Regions from separate parts of the Mus musculus genome. Here region 1 is linked to region 2. Evidence: chromatin contacts called from ENCODE Hi-C or POLR2A ChIA-PET data. All regions are on one chromosome and are shown on one strand. The core of a region is the stretch at or near the end of the contact, and the rest is flanking DNA. Distances in the headings are between cores, read along the strand shown.

What was found. A loop is a pair of places that touch in the nucleus more often than their neighbours do. ChIA-PET counts read pairs that join two places held with the same protein, here RNA polymerase II (POLR2A).
Region 1: a loop to region 2 is called in a map of heart, with 3 times the contacts of the local background. The contact joins the enhancer-like site here to the promoter of Myc in region 2. A Hi-C loop is called at or near these places in 10 of 37 maps with a recorded cell type or tissue (CH12.LX, T-helper 1 cell, T-helper 17 cell and 3 more). POLR2A ChIA-PET finds 5 or more read pairs at or near these places in 1 of 5 experiments (Patski).

The regions. Positions count from the first base shown.
Region 1 is chr15:62,255,488-62,261,257 of GRCm38, forward strand. It overlaps Pvt1 (Pvt1 oncogene), which reads left to right. Exons shown (of 5, transcript NR_132747.1): 5 at 2,934-4,728. Among named protein-coding and RNA genes, the nearest start is that of Pvt1, 220 kb to the left of the region's middle. Within about 2 kb of position 2,689, at least 2 of the 3 ENCODE cell types and tissues checked have a DNase peak (open chromatin) inside an H3K27ac peak, as active enhancers do; they include heart, where a contact is called at or near this core.
Region 2 is chr15:61,981,873-61,987,663 of GRCm38, forward strand. It overlaps Myc (myelocytomatosis oncogene), which reads left to right and starts at 3,469. Exons shown (of 3, transcript NM_001177352.1): 1 at 3,469-4,079; 2 at 5,635-5,791. The coding sequence starts at 5,650.

The sequences.
Region 1 (5,770 bases), core at 1,439-3,938, 270 kb after region 2:
CTGACCTGATGAAGATTTGTTGGTGAAGGAAAGTGTTCTTTTATTGCTGTGATACTCAAATAAACCCACACTAGGACACAGGGCTGTCGCTCTCTCTCTCTCTCTCTCTCTCTCTCTCTCTCTCTCTCTCTCTCTCTCTCTCTCCTTTCTGGGTTTGGGAGTAGCAATATCATCAGTTTCATAGAACATCATCTCTTATAGTTTGTCTTCAGGATCAGAAAAGGCAACATCCAAGTGGGTGAAAAGTCATGGCCAGGAGACAGACTTTGTGCCAATGTGTTCTCCATGTGACCAAATAAGAAGAAAATGCCAGGAACTCTAAACAGACAGCCAGGACCAAGCGAAAACAGCTCGATATTTGCTAGAGGAAGATTCATTCACATGAATGAGGAGATGTTGTGTTATGACTCTGTCTCTTTCCTTATCACATTCACGTGATACTTATTCCAAGGCCTCCTGTCACTGTCCCGAGTTCTGTAGATGCTGTCCCAGAGAGAGCCATGAACTCTCATAGGACAGGAATTTATTTCTCAGTTATACCTTTGAATAAGGCATGCTCAATGTCTTTTCTCTTATACAGACAACCATGTAATTTTTGTGCTCTCAGTCTTTAGCAGAAGGGCTAAGGAGTGTCTTTTGTAAAAATACGAATCCTATTCACAAGGGCCTCAATTTCACGTTCTAATCAACCATGTTGACTTGAAGTTGAATAATGCTCCCGGGCAAACCCCCTGCCCCCTCCCTCTCCCCCCCTAGGCTCAGGTGTTTCTCAGTTGGCACTGCTTTGGGATGTTGTGGAACCTTTAGGAAATGCAGCCTTGACAGAAGGAAGTATGTCACAAAGCTGGGGGATTTTGAAAGTTCATAACTTACAGTTTCCTTTCTTGGCTTCTTGGGTGTGGATAAAGATGTGATCTTTCTGACTCCCGCTCCCTGCCATTGTGGAATCCCTGTCTGGAACTGTAACCCAAAATGACAGTCCCTTTTGTAAGTTGCTTTTGGTCATGATGTCTTATCGCAGCAGCAGCAGCAACAACAAAAAGCAATGAATATAGCTTCTATCATGGTTCAAATCTGACATGTAGCCACCAATAGGCTTATGTGTAAACGCTGGTCCCCATCCAAGAGTGCAGCCTTCCCAGACAGATCATTCAGATCACTGGAGCCTTAGGGAGGTATTAGCTGTCTAGAAGAGGTTGGTTAGTAAAGATGTGCTTTGAACCGAGTCACCGGGCCCTTGCTTCCCTCTCTGCTTTCTGATCTGACAAAAGCTGCTGCTCACACCATGAATACCACCAGCCACTGTACCTCTTTCTCTTTTAAAGGTCGAAATCCGTTAAAATCATGAGCCAACAATAAACATCTCCTCCCTCAGGCTACTCTGCAGGTACTCTGTCATAGTAACACACCAATTAACACACCACCAGAGCCTACCCAGACACATGCACATACACACACAAACTCACACAACGCATCCCACCCCCAGAACAGAGGTCAGTATTGTATCACATGGATATGGAGACATAGCATCCAGTCCCTAACTTATTTTTGTTATAGTTCAAGGATAAAAGGATTGCCCTGCCCTTCAATGTTTGCACAAGGGAGTATGGATATTTTAATACACAATTATGCAAAATAAGGTGAAAGAACAGAAGGGCAAAAAATGCTGGAGTAGGAGGGGTGACCAGGGACTGAACACACATTCCTGTAAGACCTTTGGAACTACTGTTAGGCTTGAACTTTAAAGGTTTCATCAAATTGAAAGCACTGCCCAGGGCTGGGTTGGGTCCTTGTGGGAGCACACAGGAAACTTCAGATCCAAAGTTAGTTTCATCCCACAGTGTGGGAGATGTCAGAGGCTGTGAGCCTGAGATCCTACACAAGTTACACAGGAACTACAGGCAACTACAGGATGCTTGTCAGTTATGAACAGCTGTATCTCCATCCACAATGCCAGCCTAGAACCTGTGGTCCCATTTTACCAATGAGACAAGGCTCCTTAGTGACATGCTTATCTGTGTATATGCATTCACTGTGCCAGCTCCAGCAACCCAACCTCATGTGGCAGTCACTGGAGCAGCCTAGAGTCTCACTTACATTCTACTATTATATAGCTTAAGGGACCCGTGAATCCTAATTTCTCACTTGTAAAATGGATATTTTTTTAATCATTCCCATATTTTATGGTAATTGTGTATATTTATCGGTGTGGTAAGGCATCTCAATACATGCAAACGTACAATTGGGGTCAGGCTAATGAGTTGTCAATCATCTCAAAAACATCATTGTGTATGGAAACAGTCACAACCTGGCGGCTCTCTTGTGATATGTTGTAGCTCCTCTTTCCTGTATGCTGCCGCAGAATGCTGGAAGTTGTTTTTCCTGTCCACTCACACCAAGGGCTTTCTGATGGTTAAAAAGGTGTATACAAGCCCCTGGGCCCATGTGCCTGACACATTAATCCACTGTGCATGTTACTTACTGAGATTATTATTAGCCCAACAGGACAGGGAGGAGTATTGGGGGGGGGGGGTCCCTGGGGTGTGATCACTCCTGTTTACTCTTTGGATGGTGCCTGCCTGGCCAGGGATCATGAGTTTGTTTTTCTGGTACGGAGGTTGCCCTGGTGTTCTGGAGTGACCCCACAGGGCTGACTGAGCTCATTATACAAAGCTGTGTGCTGGGTCCTGTCCAGCTCCATCCAGCCCCGCCTCCTTGCCTGCTAAGCCTGTGTGCCCATGAGCCTCAGGGCTGTCCCTAGCTAGCATTGTTTGCACTCTGGAAAAGCGTGCAAACCTTTATTCAGAACCATCCCTAAGTCTGCTGGCAAATACAGTTTCTTTCCCCTTCTGGGGGACTAGAAGGGGAAAAGCTTAGGTCTTCAGTGGCTCCAAGACAATTCTTTTACCTTCTCCACTTTCTTTTTCCTACAGGCTCGGCTCTCCAGTGTGGTTTTCCAACAGGAGTCAAATATTAAAGGACATGAGCGTGTTGGGGAAAAAGATGGATAGTGCTAAACAGCCTGAGTTCATCCTCACTATCCTCTTCATAAGGAGAGCAAGAACAACCCCGGAAATGGCTCATGCTTAAGGTTTCTAACCACGGTCACACCTACAACACACTGATTGACAATATAGGTTACAGTACACATGGCTCTGCTATTTGCTTTTTGGTCACTTTGATATTCCCTGGTACCTGGGAAGAAGGAATCTCCGTTGAGGAGTTGCCTACATTTGATTAGCCCGTAGGCATGTCTCTGAGGCCTTTTCATAGTTGCTAATTGATGGAGGACAGCTTAGCCCACTGTGGGTGGTGCCATCTCCTGGACATGGGGTCCTGGCTTATATCAGAAGGGAAGCTAAGCATGCGCCTGGGAGCAAGCCAGTAAGTAGGTCTCCTCCATGGTCCCTGTCTCTGCTCCTGCCCTTAATTTCCTCAGCGAATGACTGATGCAAACATGTAAGCCAAACAAACCCTTCTTTCCTCTCTGTTACTGTTGGTCGTGGTGTTTATCACAGCAATAGGAAAAAACACTAGGGCAGTGACGTATAAGAGTGCACTGTGCCATTGTGAGGATTCAATATCCTTAGCGATCTTCAGAAAAAGTTTACTATGGTGCCTGGAGCATTGTTATTTGCAGAGATCCCTAGTGGCTCCTGGGCCTCAGTTTCCCTGTCTTCATTCTGTCTGTATTATATAAGCATGGTGTCCATAGCTCTAGCTCTTGCTTAATGATTCAACTGAGTAGGTACAACCATGCTGACCAGCCATGACATGTCCTGCCTGGCCATAGCCTGGAGTTGGACACAGAAACAGGGGCATAGCTGCCTACTGTGTGTGGCACAGTGTGTGTCAAACTCCTGGAGGCAGCCAGGCAGCCATCTCTATATTCTTCCTATCAGAATTCCTTTCACAGGTCCAAGCCATCTTAAGATGGATAAAGGCCTGGCCTTCAGGCAAGGCTATGCCTGTCAGTTCCGAATCTCCAGCTAAGTGGACTTGCAGCCCTCCCTGTCCTCTGGATGTCTGCATCATTCATACAAGGGACACGTTCTCTTTAGAGAAGAGCGTCTTCTGGGCTTCTCCCAGGTTGGAAGTGTCCTCTACTTCTTTCTTCCTGGCAAAAGCACTGGCCTAAGCAGCTCAGGAACAACCTACAATAGAGGGAGGGCCTCTTACCTCGGATGGAAGTGGAAACATAGTCTCCACGTTGGAACTGAGTCTTGGTTATGCTCTGAGAAGTAGCCTGGATTTCTAAGATCTCATGCTCATCGTTTTCTCTGGAGGCCCAACTCTGTTCTCATGAGCCCTGGCACGTTCCCTACCAGCATCTTTGTTTCCTATCTGAGGAGTGCGGATGATGCTTCTCCTGGTAAGGGGTATGAATAGAATTCCTGCCTGTGTTCTATGTGCTGAATCCCAGAGCCTAGAGTAGGGCCTGGGCTCTGGCGATTGACTGGTAAACACTTGTTTTGGAAGAGATAGTAGAGTCTTTGGAGTTCCTGGCACAATCTTCTTGGATAGTTGCCTGTGCCCGTTCTAAACCAGGATCTGACTAATTACAACTCCTCCTGCTTGCATTAAAGTTTTATTGGAACATGGCGGTGTTCACGGTTTTATATGATGTCGTCGAGCTTCTTTGCTCCCGCACTGGTAAATTTAATAGTCATGAGAGAGATATGGCCGTGAAGCCTAAAATAAAAACTATGTGGCACTTGGTTACAAAAATTGGGCTCCTGTTTTACATATCAAGGCCACCTTGTCTGACAGTGATCATGGATTTTGTTTTTTCTTGCGCAGGTGCTTGGGGCAATTATAAGTCAGAAATCAGAAGTGAGCTGGTCACCTTGAGGTCCATATTTTGCTTGCTTTCTCTATGATAGTTAGAGTTTCATCGTCACTTTATTTTGTCCTTTTAACTCTGTCCTGGCCCTGTTCTCCCTTGTAAGGTGTTACTTTCATTTCTGTCTAAAGAGAAACTGAACCCACCTGTTAACTGCTGGCCTTTTCTTTAGGGACTGACCTTATGCCCTATAAGAGGGCCAGGGAACTAAAATGGACATAACACAGTAGAGTCTACTTCATAGATTCAAAGGCTGGGATGCTAGGAAGTCCAGGACAGAGTCCAGGAGAGAATAGAGAATATACAGAGTGCTCTTCTTTTCCAGCATCCCAAATGGCACCTTGGTCTTCTTGGAGTCAACTCCCCCATCATTAAAATGGCCACAACAATGTCCACTAATCTGGTTCTCATGGTGGCTGAAGCATGAGATGTCTATTGCTCAGAGCACAACAGAGTTGTTAGATAACATTTAGAATCTTTACTATAGTTTAGATGTGAGACGTTTAAAAAGATCTCTGCTATGTGCTCTTAATCTCTATAATGGTCAACAGCCACCACTGAGAGCTAATTAGGTAGGACCTTGTTTCTGGCCTAGTGAGGGACATCTTCCTAGGCTAAGAAGCATCTGTGAAGTACCTTGAGATCTGGTCCTGGAGGCTGCTTGTCCTGTTGCTAGCCAAGCAATCCTATGGGTCAGAGTCACAGCATAATATAGCTATTAGACAATTTTCTTTTTCTTTTTTCCCCCATCCAGAGAATAATAAGCTCTCAAGTTCCTCCACCTCTAGCACAAGACTACACAGGGATATCTATAGCCTACAGAACTCACTGAGAACCCCATATCTGAGACTCAGGGAAGGAGCCAAGCTCAAGGCTTAGCTTGGTTGGCCAGTCAAGATTTTCAGGTGATCAGTGAGCTTTCTCTGT
Region 2 (5,791 bases), core at 2,219-4,718:
TAATAGTAAAGAGACAAGCCTAGGAAATCTTCCCCAAGAGGCCTTTTGGGGAAGGCTATCCCCCCTTCCGTGGATGTTGAATACCTTGCCTGTTGCTCAGATGCAGTCAAGCATCTGATGATGCTTGAGGCATGATGCTGAGACCACTGTGTAGGTTGGTACAAATTCCCTTTCTATTATACCCACCCTTATGCAGTTATTTGGGTTTAAATTTTCAACGTTTTAAAAAAAAAAAAAAAAAGTATTGCCGGGCAATAGTGACGCAGGCCTTTAATCCCAGCACTCGAAAGACAGAGGCAGGCAGATCTCTGAGTTTGAGACCAACCTGGATGGTCTAAGGCCTTGAACTCAAGAGATCTATCCACCAGCTTGTATCCCATTTAATTGAGTGATTTGTTTGCTCTCTCTCTCTCCCGCTCCCCCTCTCTCCCCCCTCTCCCTCCCCTTTTTCAGTTCTTTATTTATATTTGAATATTATCTCTCTCTCAGATGTGTACTTGGTGACGGTCTTTTCTACAAAGGATTATCTGTTTCATGACACGCCATTTATTAATCTGCTTGTCCCTGGAGCTTCTGTACAGTAGCGTGACCTGATCCTCTAGCTTCTCCATCCCAGATGATTGGGATTCAAGGCATTCATCACCACGCCTACCTAAAATTCCAACCTTTTAATAAAATGGCTCTCTAAAATATTTTGGCAAAGGAATCTCACTCTTTCTCTTCACTAATATAGTTCAACCACCCAATTCGTAAGCAGTCGGGCTGAGGGTGAGCATCCTTAAGAACATAAAAGCAAAATTTGGAGGCTCAAGATTCAGTTTAGTTGCTAGAGGGCTCACATAGCATGCCCTCCCCACCCGGGATTCCATTCTCATTTATCGAGGCATAAGGCCAGGTGTGGTGGGATATGTGCTGGGATGCATAAGATCTTTTATAAAGAAGAGGAAGAGGAAAAACAGTTATACAAAACTAATAAAACTGTGTGAGTTTCAGGCTAGCAAAGAATAGTCGTGAGAATCTCTCTCAAAAAAAAAACCCCAAAATAATAATAATGATAATAATGATAATAATAATAATAATAATAAAACAAGGCAATAATAAGCTAATGCTCCTGCCTTGCATTCTGACTCCTTTTGCCCAGTAAAATTCAATGCTCTGCTTTGACACGTCCAGCTTACAACACGACAAAGGTGTGAGACATGGGTGCTAAAACTTGTTCTATTGCCTTTCCGTTTCTGTTAGATCTCCTTCACTTGTATACCTGTGACTCATTCATTTTCCCCATCCACAACTAGGGCTCTGTTTTGGGTGACTGTCAGAAAGTAGGGATGGGTTCATCTACTCCCCCTCTTTGCAACTGAATAGCCACCTCTGAACCATTTTTTTCTCTAGTAATTTCTCTTCCTTTGCCTCCTTTGCAGCCTAAAAGAGTCATTTAAAGGATGACCGGAAGCTTGTCTTAGGCAAGGAAGCATCTTCCCAGAACCTGGAAACCCTGCAGCCCTGCCCCCATCCGACCTCCGCCCTCGTTGGCTTCGCAACGCTGTGGTCTCTGTGGCCAGTAGAGGGCACACTTACTTTACTTTCACAAATCCGAGAGCCACAACCCGGGTGGTGGGGGGTGAGGGGGCGGGGAAAGAGTCTCTGCAGCAAAACGCAGACTAGGGATTGGTGGCTCTTGGTGTTTGAGGCAAAATCCTAGAGGCTGTAGTCATTTTGCAATCCTTAAAGCTGAATTGTGCAATGAGCTCGATGAAGGAAGATACTATCATTCAACAGCTGAATCCTAAATTGCAAACTCAGTGGCTAATAACAACTTTGAACAATGAGCACCTTATACACGCTACTGTATTTTCTTTTCTTTCTTTTTTTTTTTTTTTTTTTTTTTTAAACCGGGTAGCAGTGAGAGAGGTTTCTTTAAGTGCCTTGGGGCGAGGAGTCCGGAATAAGAAGACTTCTTTGGGTTTTAAAGTGTAGGATAAGCAAATCCCGAGGGAATATGCATTATATAATAAATCTAGAACCAATGCACAGAGCAAAAGACTCATGTTTCTGGTTGGTTAATAAGCTAGATTATCGTGTATATATAAAGTGTGTATGTATACGTTTGGGGATTGTACAGAATGCACAGCGTAGTATTCAGGAAAAAGGAAACTGGGAAATTAATGTATAAATTAAAATCAGCTTTTAATTAGCTTAACACACACATACGAAGGCAAAAATGTAACGTTACTTTGATCTGATCAGGGCCGACTTTTTTTTTTAAGTGCATAATTACGATTCCAGTAATAAAAGGGGAAAGCTTGGGTTTGTCCTGGGAGGAAGGGGTTAACGGTTTTCTTTATTCTAGGGTCTCTGCAGGCTCCCCAGATCTGGGTTGGCAATTCACTCCTCCCCCTTTCTGGGAAGTCCGGGTTTTCCCCAACCCCCCAATTCATGGCATATTCTCGCGTCTAGCGCCTTGATTTTCCCCACCCCAGCTCCTAAACCAGAGTCTGCTGCAAACTGGCTCCACAGGGGCAAAGAGGATTTGCCTCTTGTGAAAACCGACTGTGGCCCTGGAACTGTGTGGAGGTGTATGGGGTGTAGACCGGCAGAGACTCCTCCCGGAGGAGCCGGGTAGAGCGCACCCGCCGCCACTTTACTGGACTGCGCAGGGAGACCTACAGGGGAAAGAGCCGCCTCCACACCACCCGCCGGGTGGAAGTCCGAACCGGAGGTGCTGGAGTGTGTGTGTGGGGGGGGGGGGGAATCTGCCTTTTGGCAGCAAATTGGGGGGGGGGGTCGTTCTGGAAAGAATGTGCCCAGTCAACATAACTGTACGACCAAAGGCAAAATACACAATGCCTTCCCCGCGAGATGGAGTGGCTGTTTATCCCTAAGTGGCTCTCCAAGTATACGTGGCAGTGAGTTGCTGAGCAATTTTAATAAAATTCCAGACATCGTTTTTCCTGCATAGACCTCATCTGCGGTTGATCACCCTCTATCACTCCACACACTGAGCGGGGGCTCCTAGATAACTCATTCGTTCGTCCTTCCCCCTTTCTAAATTCTGTTTTCCCCAGCCTTAGAGAGACGCCTGGCCGCCCGGGACGTGCGTGACGCGGTCCAGGGTACATGGCGTATTGTGTGGAGCGAGGCAGCTGTTCCACCTGCGGTGACTGATATACGCAGGGCAAGAACACAGTTCAGCCGAGCGCTGCGCCCGAACAACCGTACAGAAAGGGAAAGGACTAGCGCGCGAGCAAGAGAAAATGGTCGGGCGCGCAGTTAATTCATGCTGCGCTATTACTGTTTACACCCCGGAGCCGGAGTACTGGGCTGCGGGGCTGAGGCTCCTCCTCCTCTTTCCCCGGCTCCCCACTAGCCCCCCTCCCGAGTTCCCAAAGCAGAGGGCGGGGAAGCGAGAGGAGGAAAAAAAAATAGAGAGAGGTGGGGAAGGGAGAAAGAGAGATTCTCTGGCTAATCCCCGCCCACCCGCCCTTTATATTCCGGGGGTCTGCGCGGCCGAGGACCCCTGGGCTGCGCTGCTCTCAGCTGCCGGGTCCGACTCGCCTCACTCAGCTCCCCTCCTGCCTCCTGAAGGGCAGGGCTTCGCCGACGCTTGGCGGGAAAAAGAAGGGAGGGGAGGGATCCTGAGTCGCAGTATAAAAGAAGCTTTTCGGGCGTTTTTTTCTGACTCGCTGTAGTAATTCCAGCGAGAGACAGAGGGAGTGAGCGGACGGTTGGAAGAGCCGTGTGTGCAGAGCCGCGCTCCGGGGCGACCTAAGAAGGCAGCTCTGGAGTGAGAGGGGCTTTGCCTCCGAGCCTGCCGCCCACTCTCCCCAACCCTGCGACTGACCCAACATCAGCGGCCGCAACCCTCGCCGCCGCTGGGAAACTTTGCCCATTGCAGCGGGCAGACACTTCTCACTGGAACTTACAATCTGCGAGCCAGGACAGGACTCCCCAGGCTCCGGGGAGGGAATTTTTGTCTATTTGGGGACAGTGTTCTCTGCCTCTGCCCGCGATCAGCTCTCCTGAAAAGAGCTCCTCGAGCTGTTTGAAGGCTGGATTTCCTTTGGGCGTTGGAAACCCCGGTAAGCACAGATCTGGTGGTCTTTCCCTGTGTTCTTTCTGCGTCTTGAATGTAGCGGCCGGTTAGGACAGTCTTTCTTCCATTCCTGTGCTTTTGACACTTTTCTCAAGAGTAGTTGGGGTAGGCTGGGGTAGATCTGAGTCGGGGTAGAGCGACTTGTCAAGATGACAGAGGAAAGGGGAAGGGAAAAACCGGGATGCATTTTGAAGCGGGGTTCCCGAGGTTACTATGGGCTGACGCTGACCCGGCCGGTTGGACATTCTTGCTTTGCTACATTAATTGATATGTGTCCTTTGAGGGGTCAAACCGGGAGGTCGCTTCGTGGTGGCCAAAGAAAGCCCTTGGAATCCTGAGGTCTTTGGAGAAGGGATTACCTTTTGCGTTTGGGAGCGAGAAGGCTCCGTAGCTTCTGACTTACCAGTCTCTGAGAGGGCATTTAAATTTCAGCTTGGTGCATTTCTGACAGCCTGGGACCGACACGGAGGTGCGTCCCGCCCGCCAATCCCCGGCGGCGATCGCAACCCGTCCCTGAGCCTTTTAAGAAGTTGCTATTTTGGCTTTAAAAATAGTGATCGTAGTAAAATTTAAGCCTGACCCCCGCGGCACTAGGACTTGATGTTGGGCTAGCGCAGTGAGGAGAAGCAAAATTGGGACAGGGATGTGACCGATTCGTTGACTTGGGGGAAACCAGAGGGAATCCTCACATTCCTACTTGGGATCCGCGGGTATCCCTCGCGCCCCTGAATTGCTAGGAAGACTGCGGTGAGTCGTGATCTGAGCGGTTCCGTAACAGCTGCTACCCTCGGCGGGGAGAGGGAAGACGCCCTGCACCCAGTGCTGAATCGCTGCAGGGTCTCTGGTGCAGTGGCGTCGCGGTTTAGAGTGTAGAAGGGAGGTGTCTCTTATTATTTGACACCCCCTCCCCTTTTATTTCGAGAGGCTTGTGATAGCCGGAGACTGAGCTCTCTCCTCCAAGTCAGCAATCGGAAAGAAAAGCCGGCAAAGGAAGGAAGGGGGCGCGCTGGGGGTGGAGAAAGAGGAGGGCGGAGAGGGGCGGCGGCGCCGGCTGGGTAGGAGCGCGGCGACGGCGCGAATAGGGACTCGGACCCGGTCGGCGGCGCAGAGAGCCGGCACACGGGAGGGGGCCGAGCGACGCGGCGCCTCTCGCCTTTCTCCTTCAGGTGGCGCAAAACTTTGCGCCTCGGCTCTTAGCAGACTGTATTCCCTACAGTCGCCTCCCTCAGCCTCTGAAGCCAAGGCCGATGGCGATTCCTGGGCGTCTGCAGGGCTAAGTCCCTGCTCGAAGGAGGCGGGGACTCGGAGCAGCTGCTAGTCCGACGAGCGTCACTGATAGTAGGGAGTAAAAGAGTGCATGCCTCCCCCCCAACCACACACACACACACACACACACACACACACACACACACACACACACTTGGAAGTACAGCACGCTGAAAGGGGAGTGGTTCAGGATTGGGGTACGCGCTGCGCCAGGTTTCCGCACCAACCAGAGCTGGATAACTCTAGACTTGCTTCCCTTGCTGTGCCCCCTCCAGCAGACAGCCACGACGATGCCCCTCAACGTGAACTTCACCAACAGGAACTATGACCTCGACTACGACTCCGTACAGCCCTATTTCATCTGCGACGAGGAAGAGAATTTCTATCACCAGCAACAGCAGAGCGAGCTGCAGCCGCCCGCGCCCAGTGAGG